Linked DNA regions of Homo sapiens: region 1 is linked to region 2. Evidence: chromatin loops called from intact Hi-C (ENCODE). Cell type or tissue: sigmoid colon. All regions are shown on one strand. Each heading gives the region's core, and the rest is flanking DNA. Links, peaks and the distances in the headings are about the cores only. Region 1 has its middle 110 kb from the start of VASH1. Region 2 has its middle 23 kb from the start of ESRRB.

Region 1 (2,911 bases), core at 250-2,749, 290 kb before region 2:
CCTGTGTCAATTAATTCATTCATTCATTCACTCATTTATTCAATGACTACTTATTAAGCATCTGTGCTGCACCAGGAGATAGAAATAAACCATAGAAGCTCCTGCCCTCCTGGAGCCTATATTCCAGTGAATATATAAACAGTTCATAATCAACTCATACACTTGACCCCCTCCCCTCCAACCTGTGCACTCAAGCCTGACTCAGGCAAAAGTTACAGAAAGTACCTAATAGATATTAATGTAGCTATGCTAACTCATGTCATTCTCACAGCAACCATTGTTATTTGCTTTTTTTTTTTTTTGAGACAGAGTCTTTCTGTCACTCAGCCTGGAGTGCAATGGCATGATCTCCGCTCCCTGCAACCTCCGTCTCCTGGATTCAAGTGATTCTCCAGCCTTAGCCTGCTGAGTAGCTGGGGCTTTAGGTGTGTGCCTCCATAACTAGCTAATTTTTGTATTTTTAGTAGAGACGGGGTTTCACCATGTTGGCCAGGCTGGTCTCGAACTCCTGACCTCAAGTGATCTACCCACCTCAGCCTCCCAAAGTGCTGGGGTTACAGGCATGAGCCACCACACCCGGCCCTGTTATTTGCATTTTATAGGTGACCAGTCCAAGACACAGAGAGGTTAAACAACTTGCTGGAGGTCACACAGCTGGGAAGCAGTGAAGTTGAGAGTGAAACCCGCGCTGTTGGGCCCCACACCCATGCACCTGACCACTGTACTCTCCTGCCTTTCCAAACCTGGGTCTTCATTCCACAGCCCCTTCCAACTGCTTTGGATATTGTCCCACATCTGTCCCAGTGACATTTTAGACTCATAGGTAAATCTAAACTTGCCATCTTTTACCTCAAATAGCTGTCCACCTTATCTCTCCCCATGGAATCATCATTGTTCCTGTCAACCAGGCTCAAAATCTTGGTGCCATCTAGAAATCATAACCTCCATTCCCCGTAACATCTCCATTCCCAGGCCCTGCTGGTTTTTAATACGAATCTCTCGTCTTCATCCCAATGACCCAGTGAGGCAAGACTATTGTATCTTCTCTTTGTAGATGAAGAAATGGAGGATGAAAGAGGTCACGCGCCTTGCCCAAGATCACACAACTACTAAAGGTTAGAACTTAACCATGTCCTCTGATCACGAAATTTGAACAAGGAACTAATTATTTCGTGTAAAAAAATCTTGTCTCTGCACCTACCTCAAGAGCTCCTAGAAGCAAAGGCCATGACAGTGCTACATCTGCATCTCTTATGTAGAGTCTAGCATTTGTGTTGACTGGAAGAACCAGAGCTATGAAGGCCAAAGTTAGAAAGATGTAACCCAAGATGTAACCCAGACTCAGCGTCCTAAGAGTTGATGCTCTGGAAGTCCACTAGGTGGCAATGTTTCCTCCATGTAGGAGGCCATCCCAAAGCCAAAGTGCAGGGTGCTACTGAGAGGCTAGGTTGAAAGTGACCACAGCATTTGGATTTGAGGTGGTTTCCAATGAGACACACACACACCATGTTTAGAATCTTGCTGGGCATTCAAACACTGATGAAATCTTGGGGACTGTTATTAGGCAGTGGTAGAGCATAGACAAGATTTGTTTTCTAGTCTAATCCTTGACATTACCGAACAAGATGACCCTCAGGGAGTCTCAAGCTCTCTCAGCTTTTATTTTTATCATCTGCAAAGTAGGGATAAGAATATATGCTTGCTTTCGGCTAGGCACGGTGTCTCACGCCTGTAATCCCAGCAATTTGGGAGGCCAAGGCAGGTGGATCACTTGAGGTCAGGAGTTCGAGACCAGCCTGGCCAACATGGCGAAACCTCGTCTCTACTAAAAACACAAAAAAATTAGCTGGGCATGGTGGCGCACACCAGTAGTCCCAACTACTCAGGAGGCTGAGACAGGAGAATCGCTTGAATCTGGGAGGCAGAGGTTGCAATGAGCCAAGATCACACCACTGCACTCCAGCCTGGTGACAGAGTGAGACTCCATCTCAAACAAAAACCCCAAAAAACCCCCAAAACACAAAAATTAGCCGGGTGTGGTGGCAGGCACCTGTAGTCCCAGCTACTCAGAAGCAGGAGAATCGCTTGAACCTGGGAGGTGGAGGCAGTAGTGAACCGAGATCACGCCACTGCATTCCAGCCTGGGTGACAGAATGAGACTCCATCTCAAAAAAAAAAAAAAAAAAAAAAAAAAAAATCTGCTTGCTTTCACTCACAGACAGGGCCATTATGAGGCTTAAGTTGAATACATGTGAAACTAGAGATGGCTTTACAGATGTAGTTTATTATAATTATGGATGTTATGAAATTAACTTACCCATTAGTTCAATAATTTATTTTGTAGAAAAGCATTACCTAAAATCTTGCTATTCAAAGTGTGGTCCACAGACCAGCAGAACTGGCATCACCCCAGAACTGGTTAGAGCTATAGAATGAGTCTGCTGTGGACTGAAAGTTTGTGCCCCGCCTCCAGCCAGGATTTCTATGTTGAAGCCTGAATCCCCAATATGATGGTGTTTGAAGTTGGGGTCTTTGGGAGGTGATTAGGTCATGAGGGTGGGATCCTCAGAATGGGATTAGTTCCCTTATAAGAGGAGACATGAGAGAGATGATCTCTGTTCTCTGCCACATGAGGATACAGCAAGAGGGTGGCTGCCTATAAGCCAGGAAGCAGGCCCTCTCCAGATATGGAATCTGCTAGCACCTTGATCTTGGACTTCCCAGCTTCCAGAACCATTAGAAATAAGTGTTGTTTCAGCCACACAGTCTGTGGTATCTGTTATAGTAGCCCAAACTGACTAAGGCAGAACCTCATCCTAGACCTTCTGAATTGTAACACTGTGCATTTTAACAAGATCTCGAGGTAATTTGTATGCACAGTAAAGTCTGATATTAGTTAGAAAATGATTAG
Region 2 (2,911 bases), core at 135-2,634:
GCCTCTGCTGTCAGCAGCCCCACAGCCCAGTGGTAGGGGCAAGCAAGTAACACTAATGACAGGCACATGGAGAGGTGAGGGTGGAAGTGTGGGTGGGGGGGGGGGCGGGTAGAGGACCCTGGGGGCCAAGGAAGGGCTCACAGAGGAGTTGGCCAAGCAGATTTCCCGGGGGTGAGGAAGGGCATTCCAGATGGAGAGGTCAGGGTATGTGGATGCAAAGCAAGGGAGCAGGACCAGCCACACAAAGCTCAGCAGGGAGGCAGCAGGACCCAGCGGGGCTGACATAGGCTTGGAGTCAGGCTGCTAGGGTTCAAACCCCTGCAATGTGTGACCTTTTAGTTTTCTTTTCTTTTCTTTATTTTTATTTTGAGACAGGGTCTCGCTCTGTTGCCCAGGCTGGAGTTCCATGGCTCCACCATAGCTGACTGCAGCCTCAGCTTCCTGGGCTCGTGATCCTCCGGGTTCAGCCTCCTGAGTAGCTGGACCACAAGTACACACCACCACATCTGGATAATTTTTAATTTTTTTGTAACTAACATAGTGAGACATAGCGTCTCACTATGTTGCCCAGGCTGGTCTCAAACCCCTGGGCTCAAGCGATCCTCCTGCCTTGGCCTCCTGAAGTGCTGGGATTACAGGCATGAGCCACCACACCCAGCCCTTACAATCTGTGATCTTGGACAAGTCACTAATCGCTCTGTGCCTCAGTTTCCTCATAGGCTCTCCTGTACTTATAGTTTCTTCTCTTGTCCAGATAAAATGAGTTATATGCACAAAGCACTTAGAACAGTGCCTGGCACATGCTTAGCGGTTCATAAATGATGATGATGATGAAGTGATGGGGCTGGAAGGCCTAAATAAACCCACACAGAGGCAGGCAGGGCGGGAACTGTAATCCCCGAGTCTTAGGGGATGGTAATGGCTGGCGAACCCAAGACATACAGGGTGAACCTTAAGTCAGGCGGATTTGCAGAGATGAGGGCCTTTCAGCTGCCCATCGGTTTCAACAGCACATCAGAGAAAAAAGTGGTGGGGTTGGGGACTGTAAAAACAGCTGTCTCCTAGCTAAACTCCCTCCTTTGAGGTTAGAACCAGGAGGGCAAGCCCTGAAACCTCACCAAGATAAGGGGGTGCTGCCCTCTCCCCAGCTCTATCCAGGGGCTGTTTCAACTCCCGGACTCTCCGGGACAATGGCACGCTCGTGAGAGAGGCCGCAGAGCGAGGCAGCTTTTCTCACAAGAGCAATGGAGAGAGAGAAAGCCAAGGTCTAGGGTGCCTCAGAGGGCAAAGGTCCGTGGCCACGGGACGTGCCTGTGCCTACCCGGCGACCCTGCGCGCGGCCCGCAGGAGCGCGGCGATTCGGGGCCGTGTGCCACCAGAGGGCGCGCTGGATCTCAGAGTGTGCGGAGCGCTCAGCGAGGGGCGCGCGGTGGGAACTAGGAAGGGCGGACGGTGCTCGCCTGTGTGCGCGTGGGGGCGGAGGGAAAGAGGGGAGAGAGCCCGCGTTCCCAGAAAGCCCGGAGTTCGAGGGTTAGGGCTTTCCAATCAGCTAGCTCAGAGCAACCGGGGCCGAGGACATAGAAAAGTTACACTAGTAATATCAAACTTACACAATACTCACCATGTGCCAGGCACTGTTATCCAATCCTCACCAGAAAGCCAGATGTTATTATTGTCTCCACTTTATAGTCAGAGAAACTTGAGCTTCCCTGCGCCAGAGGTCCCACACCTGGCTGGGGCTAAACCTGGGATTTGAAGGCCCAGGGTCTGGCTCCAGGGCCTGTGCCCCCAACCGGTGCCCTGTAATAATACTTCTCTAGTAATCTAGTCTCCCAGGTCCGCTTGAGGCTTGATCACTTTCTCACTAGCAGCTCCCTGGTTAAGGTAGCTCAACCCTTTCCTGCAGAAGAGTTGAGTAGATACGTTCCCGCTTGCTAGGCTGGCATCACTACTGCAGCTGCCCCAAACCTCAAAGACTGCTCAGTGGCCGCCAACAGGTTCTGATTTAATTAACATGTACTGAACACTTACTGCATGCTGGGAACTGAGTTAAGGCATTTACATAGGTTCTTATGCAATGCTCCCAATGATGTGTAAATTACGTGTACTTGTTCTGATTCTCATTTTACACACGAAAAAAGTCAGGCGGGTAAAGGAGGGTAAGTGGTTTTCCTGAGTCACACAGTTCACTCCAGCCTGTGGAGCTCCAACCACCATATTCACTTATCCATTCATTCAACAAATCTACTCTGTGCCAGGCACTGACTCAACAGCGAACAGGACACTTAAAAACCTGTTCACTTGCTTTCTTGGAGTTTGCTTTTTTTTTTTTTTTTTTTTTTTAAGAGACTGGGTCTCACTCTGTCTCCCAGGCTCGAGTGCAGTAGTGCCATCATAGTTCCCTGCAGCCTTGAACTCCTGGGCCCCAGTGATCCTCCCGCCTCAGCCACCCAAGTAGCTGTGACTACAGGCATGAACCACTGCACCCAGTGAAGTTTATACTCTTCATCAGCTATAGAGAGTCCCCCACTGACATTCACCCAGTCCTTGTTTCTTGTTGGTTTATGAGAAGAGGTGAGAAGAGGTCATATGCTCTGAACAGAAAGGAAAACAAGCTTTTTGCATATGGTGGCATACATGAGATAATATTCCTTCACCTTCACCCAGAAGGTGGTATACTGATGGCTGTTATGGGTTGAATTGCATCCCTCGAAAAGATATGCTGAAGTCCTCACCCCCAGTACCTGAGAATGTGACCTTATTTAGAAATATGGTCATTGCAGATGTCAAGTTAAGATGAGGCCATACTGGAGCAGGGCAAGCCCTAACCCAATGCAACCAGTGGCCCTATAAGAAGAGGAGAAGACATGGGGATGACACAGACATGTTACAACAGAGGAGACTGAAGTGC

The links. Hi-C counts contacts between places; a loop is a spot of excess contacts. Peaks named below come from ENCODE experiments on the same cell type or tissue, not always from the same donor. Only the 100,000 strongest peaks of a DNase experiment are listed, where the experiment ranks them.
Region 1: it touches region 2 in a loop (7-fold over the local background); 4 of 110 quality-filtered maps call a loop at or near these places.

What each region holds. Positions count from the first base shown.
Region 1 is chr14:76,646,361-76,649,271 of GRCh38, reverse strand. No RefSeq gene overlaps it. Among named protein-coding and RNA genes, the nearest start is that of VASH1, 110 kb to the left of the region's middle. RefSeq lists an enhancer at 1,252-1,546. In sigmoid colon, for the core only: a CTCF peak has its summit at 1,365 (motif pointing right); no DNase peak of the experiment used is centred there.
Region 2 is chr14:76,351,419-76,354,329 of GRCh38, reverse strand. It overlaps a transcript of ESRRB not described here. Among named protein-coding and RNA genes, the nearest start is that of ESRRB, 23 kb to the left of the region's middle. RefSeq lists an enhancer at 1,094-1,283. In sigmoid colon, for the core only: a CTCF peak has its summit at 1,353 (motif pointing right); no DNase peak of the experiment used is centred there; H3K4me3 peaks cover 595 bases.